Regions from separate parts of the Homo sapiens genome. Here region 1 is linked to region 2. A link is a loop called in an ENCODE intact Hi-C map of the cell type or tissue named here. Cell type or tissue: Caco-2. All regions are shown on one strand. Links, peaks and the distances in the headings refer to the core of each region. The heading gives the core; the rest is flanking DNA.

Evidence for each region. A loop is a pair of places that touch in the nucleus more often than their neighbours do. Peaks named below come from ENCODE experiments on the same cell type or tissue, not always from the same donor. Only the 100,000 strongest peaks of a DNase experiment are listed, where the experiment ranks them.
Region 1: it touches region 2 in a loop (6-fold over the local background); 2 of 110 quality-filtered maps call a loop at or near these places.

Annotation. Positions count from the first base shown.
Region 1 is chr13:38,732,944-38,741,283 of GRCh38, reverse strand. All of the region lies in intron 2 of FREM2 (FRAS1 related extracellular matrix 2), which reads right to left. Among named protein-coding and RNA genes, the nearest start is that of FREM2, 50 kb to the right of the region's middle. In Caco-2, for the core only: no CTCF peak of the experiment used is centred there; no DNase peak of the experiment used is centred there.
Region 2 is chr13:38,681,711-38,690,050 of GRCh38, reverse strand. It overlaps FREM2 (FRAS1 related extracellular matrix 2), which reads right to left and starts at 2,974. Exons shown (of 24, transcript NM_207361.6): 1 at 1-2,974. The coding sequence starts at 2,706. It overlaps LINC00437 (long intergenic non-protein coding RNA 437), which reads left to right and starts at 3,376. Exons shown (of 3, transcript NR_126377.1): 1 at 3,376-3,612; 2 at 6,264-6,364. In Caco-2, for the core only: a CTCF peak has its summit at 4,007 (motif pointing left); DNase peaks (open chromatin) are centred at 2,570, 3,080, 3,610 and 5,110; H3K4me3 peaks cover 2,913 bases.

The DNA.
Region 1 (8,340 bases), core at 148-8,147, 51 kb before region 2:
CTGGTTCCCTGACTGACCCCTTCTAGTGCTGAACCAGGCATGCATGAACCACACTTGCCTCTTGTGGTCATATTGGCCTAAGAGGCAGTGTGTTTTAGTGGAAGAAACACGTGTTTTGCAGGGTTTGAATTCCAACTCTGCCAATTACTCTGTCTGATGTGAGATATTTATTCTTTGTGCCTTAGTTTCCTACATTGTAACATGGTGATAAATACCTTATAGGGTAAGGATTTAAAATCAATGAGTATAAAGCAAAAGAACACATACTCTAATATTACTATGGACGTTTGTGTGTGGGTCTGTGATCTGCACAAACACAGAGAGTTGCATTGTTGAATAGTCAAACTTATTCTTTGCTTTCAAGAAAAAACTATCTTCCTCATCATTATATGTGAAGAAAAGGAGTCAAGAGTAGTGAGCAAGTCCTGATTCTTATCTTCTTCTAACAGTAACCACTAATAAAAGGGCAAGCTTCCAAATCAATGTTATGAATAAAAGTTTCCTACAACCTTAATATACAAGAACACAATTACTTTTTAAAGTGATAACATACACTGTGTTTCTATTTGCAATTAAAATTTTAATTATGATCAACATTAATTGATGCCCACAGGGCCAATAGCACTGTAGTAAATTTTTCGTCATGACAGGTGCTATAATGAAATCAGAGAACAGAATACAGAATGATTTATTTCTTTTCTTATGAGGAATAATGATTGCAAATAATTTCCTTTGTCTCTTTTGTTCTTCCAATGGAGAATATAAGAGAGAGAGCAACATGATCATTAAATTCATCTACTAGCTCCAATTAATCATCTCAACAATTGATGTACGTTAAACTTCATTTCAGAAGCTAGACCTCCTAATAGTGTACACATTGCTAAAGAACTGTTTGAAGATGTGCATGTTCAAAAATCTCAGTTTACTATCACTTTCTTATTTTTTCCCTCATTACAAGTCTTTAATGTTTATAAACTGAAGTAACATATCTCTCGAACATGAAAATACAGTATAAAATGAAATGTTTTATTAAATAACTTTTTCTCCACAGCCTAAGTATTTGAGCAAACTTATTCTACCACTTACATTACAATTACTTGTTTATTTAATATAAAAACATATTGAGAATATCCTAAAATAGATTATGATGATTCATAACTCAAAGTTTCTTTAGAACTTATAAAACACATGAAAAGTTCTTGTAAAATATGAAATTTTTGGCTTTGAATGGTTATACAATTTCAAATGGTTGTATTTATTGTAAAGAAACTTAAATGCAAGCCACTCTAAACTGAAGGATAATTATTTTGCTAGCATCAGTAGGCAGTGCTGTTCTCTGAAGGCTCTCATGCCTTAGCTATGTATGTAAATGTGAGGTTTTGATATCAGTATCACATGTGCTAAGTTAATGAAAAAAGCAACTTTAAATTATGCCATGTGTTCCAACTACTTTATCATTATCAGTAAAACAAATTCCAATCATGCACTATATAACCAAACAATACTGGAAAGGAATCCCTGCTCTTAGAACCACCGTGTAGAATCTCTCTGGGAAGTAGATGACTAGTTTTAAGGCTCTCCGTCCTGGGTGATGTGAGGGTGCCGCAGGTGTATGTAGTGACCACGAAAGAGCCAGTGAAAAAGGAAGAGTTGAGAGGAGACTTCCTGGAAAATTTGGGAGTTTGGTTGAGTCTTAGAGAGAAGGATGATCAGGGTGAGCTCATACTTTCTAGGAAGAACAGTATGGACAAAGGAAGCCAACCATAGGTGTAATGATTTGGTTTCATGAAGAGCCATGTTGGAATGGGGCAGGAACATGCTGAGAATGCTATGCTGAACTGTTGCTATATTTTTCTCCTTCCCATAAAAGTCAAAAGAGGATTCTACATAATCACTCCTGGTTCCTTTACACTTTATTGGTATGCCAGTAGGTCTCCCTGTCCCATTAAAATTGTGTTTATCAAGGCCACCAAACAAATGTAAGTTATTAAATCCATGGAGCAGTTTCAGGCGCTTGTCTTCCTTTATCTTTTTCCAATATTTTCCTGTTTTTAAAATTACATTCAATCATTTTAAAACTTTCTTAACAAAATAGTGATGATGATGATGATTATGACAATGATTGCTACTACTACTCTACCATTTCTGTTTCTACTGATACTCCCTCCACCAACAGCAATTATTGTGTACTTACTGTGGACTGGACATTGCCAAGCATTCTGTATATATGATACTACTTACTCCCCACATGAATATTCTGAGATAGATACTGTTATCATGCCTATTTTGAAATCAGGAAACTAGGCATTAGGAAAGTTAGTTACCTTGCCGAGTGCAATACAGCTAGTATTTCTAGAATCAAAGTTAAAAATCTCATCTGTTTCACCCCAGAATCTATTATCTTAACAGTGTGACACTACACTTTTGGTTTTATTCTGGGCTTTCTGAATGTCTCATTTCCATTTCCTTCATGGGCTTCTCTTTCTCAAGGAATCCCTTTGTTATTGTTGGCCTCCAGAGCTCTGTGCTCAGAGATAGGCTGGTCTCATACTCTGCATCTGACTGAACTTATCCAATCTCATGCCCCTGCACCCTCTGGTTCATAGATCACTCTAAAATCTGTAGACTCATCCAGACCATTTTTCTCATCTCTAAACCAAGATCATCCCCTTTCCTTTTTTTTCTATCTCTCTTTTTTTTTTTTTTTTTTTTTTTTTTGAGATGGAGTCTCACTCTGTTGCCCAGGCTGGAGTGCAGTGGCATGATCTCAGCTCACTGCAACCTCCACCTGCCAGGTTCATGCGATTCTCCTGCCTCAGCCTCCCAAGTAGCTGGGACCACAGGCATGTGCCACCACGCCTGGCTAATTTTGTATTTTTCAGTAGAGGTGGGGTTTCACCATGTTGCCCAGGATGCTTTTGAACTCCTGACCTCAGGTGATCCACCCACTTTGGCCTCCCAAAGTACTGAGATTACAGGTGTGAGCCACTGCTCCCAGCCCAATTATCCCGTTTCCATTGCACATGTCTGTCTAGATGTCTCGCCAGCACCTGAAATTTTCATATGTCCAAAGCTGATCTCCTCATTATTTTTTCCTGCAAAGCTGTTTCTCCTTTTGTGTTCCATATTGTAGAAAACAGTGTTTTCTTCCTTTCAGCTACCAGAGCAGAACATGAGGAGTCAAACCTGCTTCTGTGATTCAGTCACTCCCATACCTAATCAGCAACAAAGTCCTCAGCATCTCTGGAATTCACACCCTCTTTTCTTTGCCACAACAGCATCCTTATCTTTCTTCAATGGCTTTCTACCTGGTGTATCTGCCTCCCATTTCATATTCTTCTCTTCACCCCCATCCAATCTCCAATTAGCTCCCCAGTGATCTTCCTAAAATGCCAGCTTACATCATACCATTTCCATTTGAAAACCCTTAACTAACTCCATATTGACTTGAGGATAAAGTCTAAAACCTTAGAACAACACACCAAAACCTCATGACTTATTTCCTTACATTCCCAGTCTCATTCCCCTTGGGTGTCTCCACACCAACCCTTCACTTACATCACACCAGACTGTGTATTAGTCCAGATACATGATGCAGTCTCTCAGGGTTCCATTCAACTCTAATAAGTATTTAATGAAGGTCTCATCTATCACATACTGAGCACTGATCTAGGCTGTTTCCTTCACTGCTGTATCCTATTTTCTTGTAACATTCTTAACAGTCACTTAGTTTTAATTTACTATTAGTTTCAGCTGACAAGTAATACTTTAGAACTGGTATGTACCTCACAGATCAAAACAAAGTTTTCCAGTAGTTTTATGGATGGTGGATAATCTCTAGCAAACATTCGCTTTGCCATAGATTTTAGAGAGAAATATGCTAACATTGTTTTGTTCTTTCCTTTGGATGTCTCAGATGCTATTTTTAATTAAAAGAATCTAAATAATAAAAACATGTGCACTCCATCCATCTAGCATTAAAATGACAAAAGCTTAGAGACCTTCTTCGGTTCCTGATGGTTCAAAAGCTAAATCCATTAATTGATTTATTCAATTCAACAAACCTTGAAAATTTGCCACATTCAAGGGTCTGTATTAGGGGTGGCAGATGCAAAAATGAAGGTGACATAGTCCCCAAAGGGAAGACAGGACAGAACACACTACTGAAATCCCCACACATGATACACTCACAGGATTCTGGTGGGTAGGGGAGCACGAAGTGGCTTCATATTAGTCAGTAATGGTTCCCATGATGAGAATGTGCTCAATCCAAGTCTCCAAACATGGAGAAATTCGTTTAAGTAGGGAAAGGGGGTAGGAACATTTGAGCCAGGGAGACTGCCAAATGCAAGGCCACTCAAAGTGAGCTTTAAAGAAGAAAACAGAAAGAAAAAAAAAGAAAGCAGAAAAAAAAAACAAACGGTTTGCATTTGAGTTATGTATCTGTGCATCTTTCACTAAAAGTTAACACTGTCTGCTGGGTAATTTAAATTTCCACCAAAGGGAAATGTTTACTTTTTAGCATCAATATAAATTTCTTTACATGATGATTTTCAGTATTTATTTAAACTAGGACTACCCATTAATTTTTTCTTTATTTTTCTAATAGATGAGGTTTAACCATGAACTGTGGGTCTCCTTCTTCCATAATCCTCATGTTCAAAACAGTCTTACTATATAAGATCTTGCTGCATACCTGACAGTGGATAGAAAGAAAATGCCATATTAAATAAACATTTGTGTGTAAAAATAGAAACATTTTGTTGTAAACCGTCAAAAAGGTTTCACATGTTAAAATAACATAAAATCTTATAATGAAATATAAGTACTTTTTTTCTAGCTTTTTAAAAACAATACCTGTTCCATGGTTACAGAGAGGTTTTGATGATCTATCAGTTAATAAAATCATGGCACTTTTAAACAAGTTCCCTTCATACGTAAGCCTCTCAGCCACAATTACCAGTCATTTGTTTTTAGGTCCATTTGTTTCCTTTTGAAACAATTTTGTAGCTCCCTAAGGCCAGAAAACACATGCCAGTTAGAACCACTTGCTAAAAATCATTCTTACAAATAGGTTACTTTCTAGTTAAAAATTATCTTTCAAGGTTTGAGATACCTTGTATCATTAAGTGAGCCTCTGAGGCAAAGAAAAGCTGGGCTGAATAAACAGCGCAATCTAGTCTAGTACTGTGCTACTAGGTCTAGGGGCGGTTAGGATACACTGAAGCCCTTTCGCACAGCCTAAGGGATCTCAGTTCTGCACAAGGCCTCCCTCCTGGAAGATTATGCTCCTCCTTCTGCCACTGAAGGCTCTTCCTTTTCCTAAAGACATGGGGATGTCAGATTTTACACGAACAGCACCTCTGTGACTGTGAGGAGTCATTTGAACTAACTCCTGCTTATTCCCACATTAATTGCCTGGAAATACTGGTGGCGATGGCTCCTCAGATAGGGAGGCAGAGGAAACAGTCATTATTATTATCTAATCTTGCAGGTACTCCTGACTCCTCCCATGCTCACTGCCTGGAGCAGATTTCAGACAACAGAACCTCAGCTGCTAGGCCTACTTGAAAAGCCACTCTGTTTTAGGAGTAACAAAAACATTTTTGGACTCCTCATTATTGTATGCTAAGCTTTTCAGCAAAAACCATTTACGTTTTTTTAAGTAGTTCCTGAGTATGCATTTTTTTTAAGCGCTTGCTATAATTTCCTGCTGTGATGATAAAAAGTAATTCAAGTAATTACTATTTCAATAAATGATTTTTTTACTAAGAATAAAAATTGAAACTGAAATGACAAAGCAGTAGTTATCCTTTTCACAGATATAATCAGAGAGAACCATAAAAGAGAGCAGATAATTCCTTTCTTTAATGAACTTCACTTTCAAATATAGACATTACCGGCTGTGCATGTTTCTGTCATAGGCTTCTATGTATCTAAACTCAATCACATAATTTCTAACCTAAAGGGTACATTTATAATTTGCAATATGAGGATTGCTATAAACGGGATGATTTTAATATTTTCTATATAAGGGTGAAATTCAATTTCTAATCATTAAATATAGCATGATGATAAAATTCTTCATAAAAGGGACAGTGTCGTGAGGCTGAGGTTTCTTCATATAAATCAACAAAAATGACATATCACCCCAGATCGAATGCAGAATCAGATATCAGAATCCAGCTGTCCTCTATTAAGCCAAACATTAAAGAGATTTCTAAAAATGTATAGCACTGGCTGGGCGCAGTGGCTCACGCCTGTAATCCCAGCACTTTGGGAGGCCAAGGCGGGTGGATCACAAGGTCAGAAGTTTGAGACCAGCCTGGCCAATATGGTGAAACCCCATCTCGACTAAAAATATAAAAAGTTAGCCAGGCGTGGTGGTGCAGGCCTGTAGTCCCAGCTACATGGGAGGTTGAGGCAGGAGAATCGGTTAAACCTGGGAGGTAGAGGTTGCAGTGAGCTGAGATCGTGCCACTGCACTCCAGCCTGTGCAACAGAGTGAGACTGTGTTTCAGAAAAAAAAAAAAAAAAAAAAAAAAGTATAGCACTGCAATTCTTCTCACTAATATTTTCATTTAGGAACATATAGTTACTGCTAATTAAAATGTTATTTAATATGTCATAGGATTGCTGTTATTATATTCAAATGAATCAATGAATGAATGCTTTAAATTTCTTCAGTTTAGATTATGGTATATATCAGCAGATATTTCCCAAATGGAATCTCTTTGAGGTCCTCAACAATTTTTTTAAAAATAGAAAGAGGTTCTAGGTCCAAAAGTCTGAGAACTGCTGCTGTACAATATGTACAAGTAATAATTTATCACAAAAGGGTGCAGGGTTAAGGAAAAAGTCTTTTAACTAGTTATATATAAAGTATTTCATAGCTGAAAAAGAAAGAAATACGTTTCTTCTTAAAGACTCCTCTGGGTCTTTTCTTTTCTCATATTGTCCTATGCCTCCAGCCAGGCTCAAAATGTATGTGGAACATGTAAATCTTAGTAAACATGTGATTTTTGCGGGGGAGGAATGAGATAGGGTAACACATGTTATTTTGTTATGTTTCTTTGCTTTTTTGTTTTTTCCTGTTTCTTTTCTTTCTTTTTTTTTTGTGTGTGTGCAAATCAAAGCCTCTTTAAGACTGGTTCATTTTACCAGGTTTGTCCACTTGACTTTTTTTCTTAAATAAGAATACAGTTAATCATAAGGTGATCTAGTTTATAATGTAAACAATTGCTTTCCTTTCATTAACTTATACCACCTATTTATTTGGGCTTTCTAAATATTTGTTTAAGTGAACTATTTTTTTCTGGCTTATGCCAGAAGATTTATTTTTATCACTAATAGGGCATTAAAGACAGTTCTATCTAAGATATTTTGTCAAATGCAGGCAGCTTATATTTCCATAAAATAAATATCAGCAGTATTTAGCTCAATAGTTTTTGAATAATTGTTTAAAACAGTAAGACAGGTTGGATGTGGAGGCTCATGACTATAATCCTAGCACTTTGGGAGGCCAAGGCAAGAGGATTGTTTGAGGCCAGGGGCTCAAGACCAGCCTGGGCAATAGAGCAAGACCCTGTCTCAAAATAAAATAAAATAACATAAAATAAACAGTAAGACAAAGGAAAGGAATTTGATCTGCTTGCTGTAAATATATATAAAGTTTCTTGACAACCTTTTTTTAATTGCAAAAACCAAGATCCTCTAGTGTATGTTTTTTCCTAAAACATTCCATTAGTGGTTACTGAGATCTGGTGGGTAAGTTGCAACCAACATTTTAGCCAAAGGAATACAATAGAAAATATCAGTTTATGGTGGATAGTAAGGGGAGGTATCATCTCAGGAAACACTGTGCTCTTTTCATTGCTATTCAATTCTACTTCTATGCACTTGAGCTTTTCTATGATCCCTCACTTCTTTGCCTTCATTGAATCTTACCATCATTAGAAAAAAAAAAAAACCACTGGCTCCGAAGTCAACAGAGGCTCCTCTGTTCCTACTATCTACTTCCCACAAGATGAGGAGTAGGGGCTTGTCTATTTCTTTATTTCTTACTCCTCAGTGCCTCTTAGAAACTGATAGTTTCATTGCCACCTCTTCAAAAACCTTCACCTCTCTAGATGCCACAGTTTAGTATAGATCTGCAAAATATCCTTCCTCTTTACTTGATGTCTCTAGCAGATGGTTTACAGTTTTCCTCTCACTATCATCTGCTACCATCCCTTAAGTAACTAAAAAACAACAAACCTCCATGATAAAGCCTCCTTCACATTATCCATGTCAAAGATTCTCTTCTGGTATCATTTCCACCCCTATCAGTTCTTTCACCAC
Region 2 (8,340 bases), core at 210-8,209:
ATAGGAAACTCGGCCCTGTTTTATGTCCTCCAAGTGGAAGAGACCCCCTACATGCAGGATCTGTCCAGACACTCTCATGTGGCCATGTTTGGGTGCCTGAGTGAGAGTGAAAGAGATATGGGCAACATCAGTGTCTACATCATTCACGTGCAACTCTGTCTCACTCAGGATGTGGTGACCCTTCTCCTGAATAGTGAAGCCGGTGTTGAGGATCTCAGGTGGCTGGTTGTCCACGGGATGCAAGTAAAGGGTAAAGGTACCTGGAGCCACATTCCCAGCTCGGTCTTCCACCTGGAACTGGAACTGGGCCACTCGAGTAGCCACGCCCAGTTCTTGACCCGGGGGTCTGTAAGCAATTTTATGATGGTTGATCTGGGCTTGGGTAAAATGGGTCACCACGACTGAGGGGTTGTCAGTCAAGACCAAGGTACCCAGTGGGGCTGGCAGGTGATTTTCGTCTGTGTCTGTGGGGGGCTGAGTCACTGTGTAACGTAGTTCTCGGTCATCTGTGTCCAGGTCAGTGTAGCGCAGCCACTTCTTCCTCAGTGGTGTGAGCTGGGATTCCTGTACCACCATACGAAGGGGACAGCCACTGCCCAGCTCCGGAGGGAGGCGATCCACAGGATGGATACGAATCACAAACCGCTGTAGCCCGGACTGATTAGGAGGGTCATGGTTATCCTGGACTCTAAATGTGAACTGGTCTGTGACTGGCCCAGGACTATGGGGCCCAGAGTGTCTATAGAACAGCCTGCCCTCTGTTATGTCCTGCTGCTGCCACTCTGTCACTGTTCGCTCATAAAATGCCCCCTCCTTCCTCCAAAGGCCTCTGAGAAGTTCCTGCTTCTCATGGGGAGGGTGAGTTTGGCGGAGAAGCAGATGCCCCGTAGTTAAGAAGGGTGACTCCAGCACAAAAAGCAGCAGAGAATCATCTGAATCCATGTCAGTTGCACTCAGGGAAAGGGGCAGGATGGGCACTGTTTCACCCTCTGCCAGTGTCAGCCCCGTGTTGGCATTGAGAACAGGTGGCTGGTCATCCACAGGCACTAAGGTGATGGGGAACAGAAACTGTACCTGGTGCCTGCCTCCTCCATCCACCATGCGAAGCACCAGGTTGTCGCTCAGCGAGCCGTCTCTGTCATCATGCTGGTAGACCACCTGGCCGGCTGCCAGCTCAGCCACTGTAAAGCTCTTGGGAGCAGAGCTGCCACTGGAAGCACCCAGAATGACAAGGTGACCATGCCGGAGCCCAGCCACCACCTCTAGCCGCACTGCTTCTAGGTCATCCTCATCGCTGATGACCAAGTTTTGCGGACCACTGCCTGCAGGGCCTGTGAGGGGCCGAGACTGACCCTCATAGAGAATAAGACCGGTATTCCGGGTGACCACCGGAGCCATTGTGTTCATGGGCTTCACCACTACCATGAAGGCAAAAGGGTCTGAAGCTGCTCCTTCTAGATCCACTACCTCCAATTCCAGTTCAAAGAGGCGCTCCTGGTCAGAGTCTTCAGAAGGGGGCTGGTAGGCAATCTTCAGGAGCCGCAGATCCCTCTGAGTGAAGGAGGAAAGGGGCAGGCTGCGATCATCGGTGCTCACCAAGTAGCCCTGGCCAGGCTGGAATGGAGAAGTAAGGTTGAAGATCAACAGGTCAGAGGGAGACTCAGCATCCTCGGCTGCCAGCATGTCTGGGGTCAGGGCCGTCAGTACAAACTGGTCCACCTCCATCATCATCATGGCCACGAAACTGGGCTTGGGTGCAGTGTTCTCGGCCCCTCCTCGGATCCTCACCAGAACCTGGAAGTGCTCGCGTTTCAAAGCAGGGCTGCCCACAGGAGCCCCTCGTGAACGCAGCTCCACCACCATGGGTATCCAGTCCCTGTTTGGTGAGCGACTGGCGGCTGTGTGGCGATAGCGCACGCCTAGTTCCTGGAAAGCTTTGCAGTCCATCAGGAGAGTCTCCGGGGCGCCTCCCTCTCTGGCTCCTCCAGGGACCTGCGGGTAGTGGAGGAGTTCTCCATAGCGAGGCAGCGCGCCCAAGCCGGACAGGATGCCCACGCGGCACTCCTCTGTCTCGGGCTGGAAGGCGAACTCCAGGCTCCGCGCGTCCAGGGCATTGCTGGTCCCCAGCAGCTCTTCCACGACCAGAGGCAAGTTCCGAGTCACAACCTCCAGCTGGGTGAAGACCACCTCCACCTCCAGTACCAGTGGTAGCACTACTGCCCCTCCGGGCGCGTCATAGCGCAGCTGCAGCCGGACGCGGTCCCGAGACGGGCTGCGCGCGCCCAGGTGAGAGTAGCGCACCTCGCCAGGGCCAAAGTCGCACGGGAAGCGCTTGGGACTCAGGCGGCCCGGTCGCTGGGCCAGTGCGTCGTTGTCTAGTACCGAAACCGCGCAGCGGTCCCCGGGCTGCACCTGCAACACCAGGTCATGCAGGGGATCCAGCCAGACTTCACGGCCGAAAGGCACCCGGAGTCCGCGGTTCGCCAGCACTATGGCCTCCTCAGCAGGGACCCCTGCAGCCCCCGCGAGACCAGGGGACAGCAACGCCCTGCCGAAGGCAGCGGGCTGTGCCGGGACGCGGCTTACCAGTGACAGGAGAAGCAGCAGCAGCAGCAGCAGCCGGGGCGGCGGTGGCGGTCCTGGTTGAAAGCTGGTGGAGTTGCCTGTCCGGCGCGAGGATAACCCGGGAGTCCCGGCTGAGTGCATGGTCCCGGTGTTCGGGCTTGGACAGGTCAGCCTGAGAGCATGCGAAGTCGGTCCCCGGGCAGACAACAAGAGACACCGCCGGGAAGTGCCAGGAACTCCGCGCGTTGCCCGCGGGGTCCTCCTGTAGCCGGGGCTGGGCCAGAAGGATGGCAAAGTTGCGCGGCGCCGTCCGGGCTGGAGCCGCAGCCGAGGAGCCGAAGCCTTCCCAGGCCGTCCAGCTCCGCCGCTAGCGCCTCAATCGCGCGGAGAATTGAATCCCTCCACTTCTACTTTCCAGGTCCCCGGACCCTGGGCTTTGAGGGAAATCCCTCCGCTCGCACCCCTTACTCCAGTCCTCCCAGGTGGCCAATCGTTGGTCGGGGGAGGAGGTGCGGAGCTGAGGGTTGGGTAGTAATTTCTGCCAATCAGCTCTTAGAGGCCAAGGCGGGGAAACTGCGGGGAGGGGAGGAGATAGAGGCGCAACAGGTTGTCCTGGAAGTGAGGGAAGAAGTGGCCAGGAGTTGCCCACCCCTGCTTGCGCTACTCTCTGGGCTGCTATTAATAGATCTGGTACTCCTGCAGAGGAGCCGGAACACACTGCTGTGCTGGGTTCACTTCATCTGCCGGCGACCGAGGGTTACCCATTTTAGCCACCCCCACCCCTCCGCCCTAGTCAATGAAATCCCGCGCAGGGCATGGCCATTTCCCAAGGAAACTTGCAAACCCAGGGGAAAGTTAGACGCAATGCTTTTTGAGTTTGAAGCGAAACCCAGAGCGTTTGAGAAGAAATTCTGGGGCATATTTGCAAAAGGACAGCTGGAATTAAAAGCCATAGCTAGAGCAGGTTGCACTCCAGCCCAGCCCCCTTCGGCGCGCCCAGACGCTGCCTTCTCCTCGTGAATTACAATGGGCACAGTCCTCCGATTGGTGAGTTTTTAACAAGCCCCTCCTTTGCAACCGAGGTTCACAGAGTAAAAGGGAAAAAGGGCATTTGGAATGCGTGAGAAATGCAGTCTGATCAGAATTGCTAGTCTTGCACCAAAGAATAAATTCTAGGGAATGTGGCCCCAGGCGCTCCCAAATCCGACTCTGTTAGGGTAGCTGTCATTAGAGACGTTCCTGTTCTCTTCGCAGTAATTAGACCAAGCACAAACTAAATCTACTTGTCAGCATCACATTTCTTTGCATGCCACGAAAATTGATAAATATCCGGAGGGCACACTAAAATAGTTTAGCTCTCATTTCAGCCAACAGGTTTTGAAGTCAGAGCTTGAGCTCTTCCTGCCCCCTTGTGTTTGTTTGGTTTTAGTAGTGTGTAGATTCCCTTTCTAAAAGGTTTTTTTATCAACTCTCCTCCCCCCCTCAAAAAAGATCCCTTGTAATTTAAACTTAATCATTTTCGGATTGGCTCCTAAGCAATCATAGTCAGAATGTTTTATTTAGGATAATATTTTTTTTCTCCAGTAATGCAAATCTGATTGCTAACAGGAGCATAGAATTGGAGTAATAGTCATAATTAGCCATAATTGCCCTTTTCCTGCTCCAAGGGATTTTGAATTTGGAAAAGAGGGAAATATAAGAAATTGTTAATGTCTTTTTACATTTCAGTCTAAATTGAAGCTAGAAGGTGCCTATGGGAGTAATTTCAGTAAGAAGTGCCTATCCTTTTAAGCCTTTGTGTTTTCAGCTTGAGCTCCTCCAGACCAGGATTTTGATCCTTGCTTGACACAGTTACAGCTATTTTCCAGGCTGCAGCACAAACTCTGTACATAAGTATGGCTGGGAGATGCCAGATTCCTTTCCATGAAACCTACTGAGTGGTGTCCGTTTCCAGGAATCATAGACAGGAAGTTCTAAAATCTTTCAAAAAGAAGCAAGAGATCAATTTAAAGGAGTCACTCATCCAAGCAAGTGTGCAAGCACGCAAACAAGTAACATTTAGTTAATTAAATATTAATTAAGATTATTCTGTGTGCTGTGCATTGTTTGAGGAGCTTTTAACTACAACTTAGAAACTGATGGATACATTTCACAATTTATTACAAAATGGGCATCCAGGAGCATAGAAGGGATGTGGCCCTTACTTTAAATACATTAGAAAATCCCCCATCTAACTCTTTACCAATTTCCTATTTGCTTTGTCATTATTATTTTATAATTTATATGATTATTTATTATCGCATACAGAATTCAAAATGCGGAACATGGGGGGAAATTCTGCTATTTCCTGTTCCAAATTAAAACAAATAAGATGCCAAGTAAACTAGAAAACCAATTTCAGAATATGGCTCTTTTTATAGTAAATTTCAAATTCTGGTTGTGTGTTTGTATTGAAAAATGTCATCTGGAAGCAAAGTGGCCTTATCCAGGCATTGTGACCCTGGGTAAATTCTGAGCAGAACCAGACTAACAGCTTGACCCTTGATGCTTCTTAGTGGCTCCAGGGTTTTCCTTTCCTCCTTTTAAAGTCCAACTCTGTTTGACTTGCAAGCAATGATAAGATCAGCATTTGAAGTATGGTAGTATGCCTCAAGGGCAGAGTTCAATATTTTGTTTCATGGTAAGAAAAATACAGGACCACATTTATTTTTACATAGCCTAAGGAAATCAATAAACTATAATCTTTTTGACTTTTTAATTTTGTCTGCCTTGATCGAAGTGATAGAATGATTTTTAGAGATTATTATTATTTTTTGGTAAATGTCTTAGTTATTTGTCTTGTAAATCAAATAGAAGGTAACTCAAACTATCATTTGGCTAAATATATTTTACATTGATGATCATTGACAAAACAATGAGATGTCAAATTTTTATTTGAGAGCAAATATTATTGATGAAGATCATCTCTGTTTAGGCTCCTAGTTCAGTGTTAAAAGATATGAATGCTAAAATAGCAAGAAAATTATTATTTTACAGTCAGCGTTCTCAATATCACTCAATTTCATGAAGAATAAGTTAGCAAATGTGATTTTTTTTTTTTTTTTTTTTTTACAAAATTCGAGCTTAACACTTCACTTCTTACTTCCTTAAGCCTTATAACGCTTCCTATACATACCATGGGCAAAATATTCCTTAAAATACATTCTTAAATTTGTTTGCTACTTTAAAGTCATACCAAAGTGTTGTCTCATATCAACTTAGAGTTAAAATTATTGATTGCTAAAACTCACAGACTAAGATTAAGCACTAGAGAACTTGTTTTCTAAAATAAAGGAAGCAATGTAATTAATTTATGATTCAGGCAAGGTATTTAGGTGGAAATACCTAATACCTAATACCTAGTACCTAGTAGGTCTACCTAACTATTACCTAACTACTACCTATTAGTAGGAAATACCTAATACCTAGTAGGTCTAGGACTGGAGGTCAGACTGGAACTAAAAATACATCTAGTTAAATTTTGAGAATTATAGTTTTCATTATATAGTTTATTTCATTTTCCTTATGCTTCTCCACCGGGTCATAAGATTCCAATAGAGAAGATTGCCTTATAGACACTTTTAAAATACTTACAGATGAATTATTGAAGTTTCTTGTGAAACATCTTTATTCATTCTCAACAAATGCTTATTCTTCAGTGGCATCAAAACCATGGTTTGACCATAAACACAAAACTTCATCGATTTCAGAGCAGCACTGAGGGGTGAGGACAAACAGCTACGGACTCATTAACCAAGAGGTGGGTTCCAGTAGCGGTTTTGACATCCACTAAATTATGACTTACAGCAATCCTCTTTATGTTTTGCAACTATAGTCTTCTCAACTGTAAAACAAGAGAGTCAGTCTTTGTGGACAAATTCCCTTTTGGTTTTAATAAGCTTGTGGCATAAGACCAAATTTATGGACGACCTGCTATTTTGCTTCCTCATGTCCCTTGGCCATTGGCTATAGGTCTCATTCTTGCCAGAAACACTACTAATCAAAAATGTATCACTGCTACTAGGTCAGAAAATGTAGAACTCAAATTCATGCCCCTTGCGAACGGCTCAATTGTTTCTGCCTAAAATATACAGAACAACATTTGTATTAATTGACGTGGACAGCTTAAATACAACATCTCTAAGTAACTATTTTTAAATAAAAAATAAAATTGAAATAAAAGTCTAGAAATGCAAAACTTAATTAAACTCATCATAAGGATAGGCGAATTTTCAAGATGGATTTATTATTGAGTAACATATGGCTTCACAAGCGCCCAGACTTTCCAGACAAAGCTATGTTCAGATGGGAGTCTATGTGGGGAAGAAGAAAGAGCACTGGACTAGAAGCCAGAAAACCTGTTTTGAAACTGGCCTTTCCATTTGCTTGCTGTAAAATATACAGAACAACATTTGTATTAATTGACGTGGACAGCTTAAATACAACATCTCTAAGTAACTATTTTTAAATAAAAAATAAAATTGAAATAAAAGTCTAGAAATGCAAAACTTAATTAAACTCATCATAAGGATAGGCGAATTTTCAAGATGGATTTATTATTGAGTAACATATGGCTTCACAAGCGCCCAGACTTTCCAGACAAAGCTATGTTCAGATGGGAGTCTATGTGGGGAAGAAGAAAGAGCACTGGACTAGAAGCCAGAAAACCTGTTTTGAAACTGGCCTTTCCATTTGCTCAATTACACATCTCTAAAAATGTGTAATTGAGGAGGAGGTCATTTATATACAAATATAAAATGAAATATGTGTTTATGTATAGGTATATATGCAAAGTGGAAATGAAGAGAAAGGATCATTTTTTTCAAACACCTTTCTCTCTTTTCTCTCTCTCTCTCTGTGTATTTTTTAGATTTATTTCTTATAATTTAAATGAAAGATTAGAATGTTTCATTATCATAAATGATAATATACCTATCAATTATATCTATTGGTTATTAGTTTTCATTTATCTGTATTTCCAGTCTTTCTAGTTGCTCCATCTTTGATTACAATTATGCTTAATTTTTCTCATCTGTAGAATAGCATTCTCCCTTAACTAAGATAGCCCCGCAATCTTTGCACACATCTGTGTCTTTCAGAATCCTGTGAATCATGTACATCTGCTTCTTCAACTTTTTCATCAAACTGACTCATGAACCTTCTATAAGGTAACGTCACAAGTTACCTTGACCACAACTCCTATCTCTCTCTCCAGTCCATCAAGTTGGGGAAAATCTGTTTCCACAGTGTATCTTACAACTGTCTTCTCTTTCCACTACTGTCTGTCATTATCCTAGCTCAGTTCACCATTATTTTACATCCAAGTTTCTTTGAATTATAACCTCTCATTGCTTATTGAATGAAACTCATTCTCTTCATCTTTACTTTCCATACTAAACTACAGATTTTTTTGTGAACACACCAACTGTCTTGCTTCTAGACCTTTCCTCATCTCACATGTTTTTACCCTTAATTGTTGGTTCACTCTGCTCTTTTTTTTCTTCTGTAACATTATCCCTGTCTGTCCTTGGGAATCAGTCAGCCTTACAGACCATGTAATGCTTCCTCATTTCATATTAGAGGAAACAGAGACAAGGAGGTTAAGACCTGGGAATCAAGCTGAAAAGAATGAGAGATTCCTGATTCCAAGGACTGGTGTCTATATCCTACATTATGGACAGTTTGACCTGCAAGGATGATGTCAAATCCTTCCTTTTCCGTGGAATCTTTGTCATC